2 separate regions of the Homo sapiens genome follow, and region 1 is linked to region 2. A link is a loop called in an ENCODE intact Hi-C map of the cell type or tissue named here. Cell type or tissue: transverse colon. All regions are shown on one strand.

The links. Hi-C counts contacts between places; a loop is a spot of excess contacts. Peaks named below come from ENCODE experiments on the same cell type or tissue, not always from the same donor. Only the 100,000 strongest peaks of a DNase experiment are listed, where the experiment ranks them.
Region 1: a loop joins it to region 2, with 8 times the contacts of the local background. A loop is called at or near these places in 1 of 110 quality-filtered maps.

Annotation. Positions count from the first base shown.
Region 1 is chr11:46,214,879-46,218,878 of GRCh38, forward strand. LINC02710 (long intergenic non-protein coding RNA 2710) reads right to left here. Exons shown (of 3, transcript NR_183776.1): 2 at 849-1,013. Among named protein-coding and RNA genes, the nearest start is that of LINC02710, 2.8 kb to the right of the region's middle. In transverse colon, no CTCF peak of the experiment used is centred here; a DNase peak (open chromatin) is centred at 2,035; H3K4me3 peaks cover 640 bases; H3K27ac peaks cover 362 bases.
Region 2 is chr11:45,955,405-45,959,404 of GRCh38, forward strand. The region is part of intron 10 of PHF21A (PHD finger protein 21A); the gene reads right to left. Among named protein-coding and RNA genes, the nearest start is that of LARGE2, 35 kb to the left of the region's middle. In transverse colon, no CTCF peak of the experiment used is centred here; no DNase peak of the experiment used is centred here.

The DNA of each region.
Region 1 (4,000 bases), 260 kb after region 2:
ATCTCTGCATAAACCACCCCTTAATTTGTATATAATTAAAAGTGGGTATAAACATGAGTGCAGTACTGCCTCTGAGCTGCTACTCTGGGCACACCGCTCTGCCAGCAGCGGTACCTCTGCTGCTGCTGTGCACGGCCACTTCAATAAAAGTTGCTGTCTAGGCCAGGCATGGTGGCTCATGCCTGTAATCCCAGCACCTTGGGAGGCCAAGGCAGGCGGATCACCTGAGGTCAGGAGTTCAAGACCAGCCTGGCCAACATGGCAAAACCCCATCTCTACTAAAAATACAAAAATTAGCCAGCCATGGCGGCGAGTGCCTGTAATCCCAGCTACTCAGGAGGCTGAGGCAGGAGAATCACTTAAACCCAGGAGGCAGAGGTTGCAGTGAGCCGAGATCGCACCATTGCACTCCAGCCTGAGTGACCAGAAACTTTGTCTCAAAAGAAAAAAAAAAAAAAAGTTGCTGTCTAACACCTCTGGCTTGCCCTTGAATTCTTTCCTGTGTGAAACTGAGAACCCTCCCAGGCTAAGGCCCAATTTGGGGGCTTGCCTGTCCTGCATTAGTCTCACTCCCACCCAGGCGGGAGTGCAGAGGCACTAACATGGCTCACTGCAGCCTTGAACTGCTAGGCTCAAGCGATCCTCCTGCCTCAGCCTCCCCAGTAGCTGGGACCACCAGCATGCACCACCATGCATGTTGTCTTTTTCATTGGGGAACTCCTTCCTGTGGAATTGCTTCCTTTCCCCAGAGAGGAATCTCCCAATCTTCCACTTGGGGGTGGTGAGGGGGTGTGCAACTCTGGAGAGAGTGGGAACATCATCACTCATTCATCTGGACTTGCACTTACCTCTCTTCACTCTGCCTTCAGTGATGTCCCGAAGTTCCTGGGCCTTTCTGGGATTCCACAGGGCAAGCTTGTTGGCTTTCGGTGAGCAGTTCCTTCTGCGGACCCTGCAGTTTCTGTCCCTACCATCCCATCTCCGGTCCATCGATGACCCCTTGCCCATTCTCTCTGTCCTCATGATTTCAGTGGGATTTAAAGACAGTGCGCAGGTTAAAATGTATCCAACCCACTATGTTTAACCAGCACATGAAATACTCTAAAACAAATTCTAGCAAACAGATGAGGCTAAGAAATTTTTTTTTTCAAGAAAAAGAAAACCCTTGCAATCTATCCCTCCTGTCATGAAACCCCTGTACTTGACAATCGTGGAATTTTATGGGTGAAGTGAACTCAGACATCATCAACGCCCACTAGCTCATTTTACAGATAGAGAAACTGAAACCCAGACTGCAGAAGTAACTTGCCCAGAGTCACAGAGCCAGTGAGTGGCAGACTAACGAGTCTGCAGTTCCCACTTGGAATCCTGTACCTCTCCACTCAGGCTTCCCAGAAGAGCCCCTCTGGCAGTAGAAAGATTTTCCTCTTGATGGGGCTTTCGAAGCAAATGCTTTTTTGCCCTCTGGGCCAGTCTGACCCGGATCAGTCCTATCTGGAGAAGAACGATGAGAATGAACTAGACACTGTTTCTCGGCAAGACCAGGAGTGTTCACGGCATATTAAACAAAGATCGTTTCTTAAAGGACAGAGTCAAGATAACAAATGTAACTTAAAATAAACCTGCAGTCAGATTACCAATTAACACCTAAGTGTATTTAAGCAGAAATAAATTTAATTGTCTAATTAATTTTTCACCAATTAAGTCCATTTTCACATGTTGCGTTTTACACTGCCTTGGCAATGAAAGTAATTGGATCCCTTTATAACCATTTTCCACTTCCTGGTTTGCTAAGTAGTTCAATGCTGTTGTCTATAGAAGATATAAATTGCCCCAAACTGGCCACATTGCAACTTTATGAAGTTCATAAAATACTTCTATTTGGAGGATGGGAGATGAGGAGAAGCTGCAAAGATGAAAATGACAATTTGTGGAATGGCAGAGTAGAAAGGGTGCCTGCGGTAGGCAGCCTCTAAGATGGTCCCCAATGATCCCTGCCTCCTGACGTTCACACCCTGGTGAAGTTCCCTCCCCTTAAGTGGGGCCTGGACCTAATGACTTCCTTCTAAGATGTAAAATACACGCTGGGGCTGGACGTGGTGGCACACACCTGTATCCAAGCACTTTGGGAGACTGAGGCGGGAGGATTGCTTGAACCCAGGAGTTCTACACCAGCCTGGGCAACATGGCGAGACCCCATCTCTACAAAAAAAATAAAATACAGGATAGGGCACAGTAGCTCACACCTGTAATCCCAGCACTTTGGGAGGCCACGTCTGGCAGATCGCTTGAGAGCTCAGGAGGTTGAGACCAGCCTGAACAACATAGTGAAACCCCATCTCTACAAAAAATACAAAAAATTGGCCAGGCGAGGTGGTGCACACCTGTAGTTCCAGCTACTTGGGAGGCTGGGGTGGGAGGATCACCTGAGCCTGGGGAGGTCGAGGCTGCAATGAGCCATGATCGTGCCACTGCACTCCAGCGGGTGACAGAGCAAGACTGTGTCTCCAAAAATAATAAAATAAAATAAAATAACAAAAATTTTTTAAAAAATGTAATGAGTAAAATACAGCAAAATTGATGGGATATTACTTCCAAGATGGGTCATAAAAAGATTTCTAGCCTAACTGCTCTTGCTCACTCTCTCATTTTCTCCCTCTATCTCCCCACCCCCTCTCTCTTTCGCTCTCTCTGATCATTCAGTCTGGGTAAAACTATGTCTTGAGCAGCCCTAGAGAGAAGCCCAAGTGCAAAGGAACTGAAGTTTCCTGCCCAAAGCCATGTGAGTGTGCCTGGAAAAGGAACCTCCTGCCCTAGTCAAGCCTCCAGAGACTGCAGTCCCAGCTAGGCCACCCCAAACTGCTGATCTTCATCAACTCTGTGATGTAATGATAAATACTTACTGCTTTAAGCTTCTACGTTTGGGGATGATTTAGTATACAGCAATTGTGGGGAGACCTAGGTATGAGTCCTGACTTTTCCACTTCCTTGCAAAATCACTTTGTATGAGTCCCTTAACCTCTCGTTATTTATTTATTTATGACAGAGTCTCGCTCTGTCACCCAGGCTGGAGTGCAATGGTGCGATCTCTGCTCACCGCAACCTCCGGCTCCCAGGTTCAAGTGATTCTCCTGCCTCAGCCTCCCAAGTAGTTGGGATTACAGGCACTCGCCATCATACCCAGATAATTTTTGTATTTTTAGTAGAGACTGGGTTTCACTTTGTTGGTCAGGCTGGTCTCGATCTCCTGACCTCAGGTAATCCACCCGTCTCAGTCTCCCAAAGTGCTGGGATTACAGGTGTGAGCCACTGTACCCAGCCCCTTAATCTCTCTTAATTACTCCTGTTTCTTCATCTGTACAATGGGGATAATAACCATACCTAACCCCACAGAGTTCCATGGGCTTCAAGAAGGAAACTAGCTTTAAATGATCGTTAGGCATTAGATATTTTTATCTACACTATCTCATTTTTTTCATATTTCAAAGGAAAAAAGAATGCATGGAAAGTGTCTAGTAAATTGGAGCACCATGCTAGTATTCTTAGAGCCAATTCATTCTATGATTTATTAAAACATTGTTTAACCAAATATCAATCTTGGATCAACTTTAAATAAACCATATGTCTTTAAGAACCGATGGGTTTTAATTAGTTTCTTAATTAGCATGTGAGAAGTTTGCAAACCTATTGGGTTTGCTATCAAAATCAGAAGAATAACCTTTATATGATTCTCACATGAGGAGCCAGGGCCGAGGCGCCCAGGACCCTCAAGTTAATATGACCCAAGCTCAACTCTCTCTGATAAGCCCCTAATCAGGAAGGCTGAGCCTTATTAACAACACCACTCTCCTCCTGCTCCACCAACCTGGGAACCTCCAAGTCATCCCCCCAGAATCCTCTCCTTCCACTCTTCACCCCCACTCTTGTCATCAAATCCTGTGATTCTAATTCAGGGACATTTTTTCCCCACCACCACCCTGCCACTGTTTTAGTTCAGACT
Region 2 (4,000 bases):
CTTATTTTCATGTCTCTTTGAATAGGAAGGAGAGAAGTATGATGGAGGAGGGAGAAAAGAAGGTCAACTATAAGGGTGTGCTGTTCCATTCCAAGGCTGTGTGAAGTCTCTTGGAGTCTCTTACTTCCATTTCTAAGGCTGAGTAAAGCAATTAGCAGCAGTGCTTTTAAGGAAGGGCAAATCAATTCCTTTCCACTAAAAAATTACCCATGGTTCAAATTTCTCTCTCTCATGCAAGAAAAAGTACAATTATCTCAGTGTTATATAAATAATACCAAAAGGATCCAAAAACAAAAATACAAATAAAACAATCAAAACATTGGTGGTGGTGGAGGGTGTCTTTCCTTCGTGGATCTCTTGCTCTGGGGGAAGCCAGCTGCCACGTTGTGAGCAGCACTATGGAGAGGCCCAGGTGTGAGGAACGGAACCTCCAGCCAACAGCCAGTGAAGAAGTGAGGTCTGCCAACAACCATGTGATGAGCTCAGATGTGGATTATTAAGCTGTAGCACAGCCTTAAAATTACTGCAGCTCTAGCCAACTAGTTTGACTGTAAACTTGTGAAGGACTATCAGCCAGAACTAAGTTGCAGACCAGAAGGAAATGGGTTAATATATTTAAAGTGCTGAGCAAAAAAACCCCTATCAACCAAGAATTCTATATCCTGCAAAACTATTCTTCAAAAATGGAGAAATTAAGACATTCCCAGATAAACAAAACCAGAGGACATTCACTGCTAGTATACCAGTTCTAAAAGATATGTTAAAGGGAGTCCCTTCAGGCTGAAATGAAAGGACACTAGACAGTAACTCAATGCCATATAAAGAAACAAGAACTCCAATAAAGCTAACTAGATGAATAAATATAAAAGCCAGTGTTATTATTTATTTTTAACTTCTCTTTTTGTTTCCTATATGACTTAAATGCACAAAGTAATTATATATCTATATTAGTGGGCACACAATGTATAAGATATAATTTGTGACAGTAACAACATAAAGGAGGGGCAGAGCTGTATAGGAGCAGAGCTTCTTTTTCCTTCATTGTCACTGGCAAAGCTTTTATTATTTATTTATTTATTTTTATTTTAGATTTGAGGGTACAGTGCAGGTTTGTTACATGGATATATTGCATGACGCTGAGATTGGGGCTTCAACTGAAACCATACAAGCAGGGTTTTAAAAATCTAAGCTGGGGTTAATTCAAACTAGATTGTTAAAAACGTATGAATGTTTACTGTAATCCCCAAGGTAACCACTAAGAAAATAATTATATACAGAAACAGAAATGAGGAAAGCATGAAAATGACACACTAAGAAAAAAATCAAACAAAAAAGGCAGTATTACAGGAAATGAAGAACAAAAAACGTAAGATATACAGAAAACAAATAGCAAAATGGCGTAAGTCCCTCCTTACCAGTAATCACTTAAATGTAACTGGATTAAACTCACCAATTAAAAGACCGACTGGCAGAATGAACAAAACACATGATCTAATGATATGCTGTAAGAGAGACTCATTTTAGAGAAAAAGACACAAAAAGGTTGAAAGTGAAAGGATGTTTATAATGAATGGCTATAGTACTATTAGACAAAAGTGACTTAAAGTCAACAACTGTTACGAGAGACAAAGAACCTCATTATATAATATACTGACAAAAGGGTCGATTCAAAAAGATGATATAACAGTTATAATCATATATGTACCAGACAACAGAGCCCCAAAATATATGAAGAAACTATTGAAAGGATTGAGGACAGAAATAAACAGTTCTACAATAATAAATGGAGACTTCAATATCCCTCTTTAAGTAATGGATAAAACTTGTGCAGAGATTAAAAAGGACATAGGGAACTTGAACAACACTATACACCAATTAGACCTGTCAGGCATAGAAAGAATACTCCACTCCACAAGAGCAGCATGCATATTTTTATCAAGTGTACATGAAACATTCTCCAGGACAGATTATATGTTAGGCCACAAAACAAATATTAATAAATTTAGAAAGACTAGAATCACATAAAATCTCTTCACCAGCCACAATGGAAAAAAACTAGAAATTAATGACAGCAGAAAAACTAGAAAACTCACAAGTGTATGGAAATTAAACAACACATTCTTAAACAAGCAATGGGTAAAAGAAGAAATCACTAGGGAAATTAGAAAATACTTTGAGAGAAATGAAAACAAGGCCACAACATACCAAAACTTATGCGATGCTGTGAAAGCAGTACTCAGAGGGAAACTTATAGCTGCTAACAGTCTATATTAAAAAAGAAGAAAGAGCTCAAATCAATAACCTAACTTTACACCTTAAGAAACAGAAAAAGAACTAAATTCAAAGCAAAAAAAAAAAAAAAAAAGAAAAAAGAAAATAAAGTCTAGGATGAAGATAAATGAAATAGAGAAGAACAACAGACTCAACAAAACCAAAAGGTGAATCTTCGAAAAGAATAACAAAATCGACAAACCTCTGGCTTAGACTAAGAAAATAAGAAGATACAAATAACTAAAACCAAAAATGAAACTGAGGACATTACATCTCACAGAATTCAAAAGGATTATAGGAGAATATATTGAAAAACTGTACGCCAACAAACTAGACAACATAGATGCAATGGAAAACTCCTAAAAACACACACATTACCAAAATTGACTCAAGATAAAGAAAATCTCAACAGACCTGTAACAACTAGTGACTGAAACAGTAATCAAAATTCTCCCCGAAAAGAAAAAGTACAGGATCAGATGGTTTTATTAGTGAATTCTACCAAACATTTAAAGAATTAGCACCAATCTGTCTCAAATTCCAGAAAATACACTCTTAAATCATTCTATGAGGCCAGCACTACTCTGATACCAAAGCCAAAGACACCAAAGAATAGAAAATGGGCTGGGCGTGGTGGCTCACTTTGAGAGGCCAAGGCAGGCAGATAGCTTGAGCTCAGGGGTTCAAGACCAGCCTGAGCAACATGACAAAACCTGGTCTCAAAAAAAAAAAAAAAAAAAAAAAATATATATATATATATATATATATATATATACACACACACACACACACACATATATATTAGCCAGGCATGGTGGTGCGCAACTGTAGTCCCAGCTACTTGGGAAGCTGAGGCGGGAGGATCACTTGAGCCGAAATCATGCCACTGTACTCCAGCCTGGGTGACAGAGCAAGATTCTGCCCTGTCTCCAAAAAATAACGAAAAAAATTAAATTATAGACCAGGCTTGGTGTTCATGCCTATAATCCCAACACTTTGGGAAGCCAAGGTCGGGGGATCACTTGAGTCCACGAGTTCGAGACCAGCCTGGGCAAGAAAGTGAGACCCCATCTCTACATAAAATTTAACAAAATTAGCCAGGGATGGTGGTGCATGCCTATAGTCCTAGTTACTTGGGAGGCTGAAATGGGAGGATCACTTGAGCCTGGGAGGTTGAGGCTGCAGTGAGCTGCAATTGTACCACTACACTCCAGTCTGGGTAACACAGCAAGACCCTGCCTCCAAAAAAACAAAAACCAAAAGAACAGAAAATTACAGACCAATATCCCTTATGAATATAAATGAAAAACCCTCAACAACAACAAAAATTCCTCAACAAAATACCAGCAAACTGAATCCAAGAGCATATTAAAAGGATGGTACACTATGACAAAGCCAGATTTATCCCAAGAGTGGAAGGGTGGTTCAATGTAAGAAAATCAATATAATATACCACATTAACAGAACCAAGGGGGAAAAAAAACATGGTATCTCAACTGGTGTAGAAAAAGCATTTGTCAAAATCTAGCACCCCACTACACACACAAAAAAGGTTAACTATGTGAGGAGATAGATATATTAATTAGCTTGATTATAGTAATCATTTCACTATGTATATGTATATCAAACCATCATGTTGTATACCTTATACATATACAGTTTTTATTTTAAAAATTCCAGTTATCTATTCATAAAAACACTCAGAAAGCTTGGAATAAAAGGGAATTTC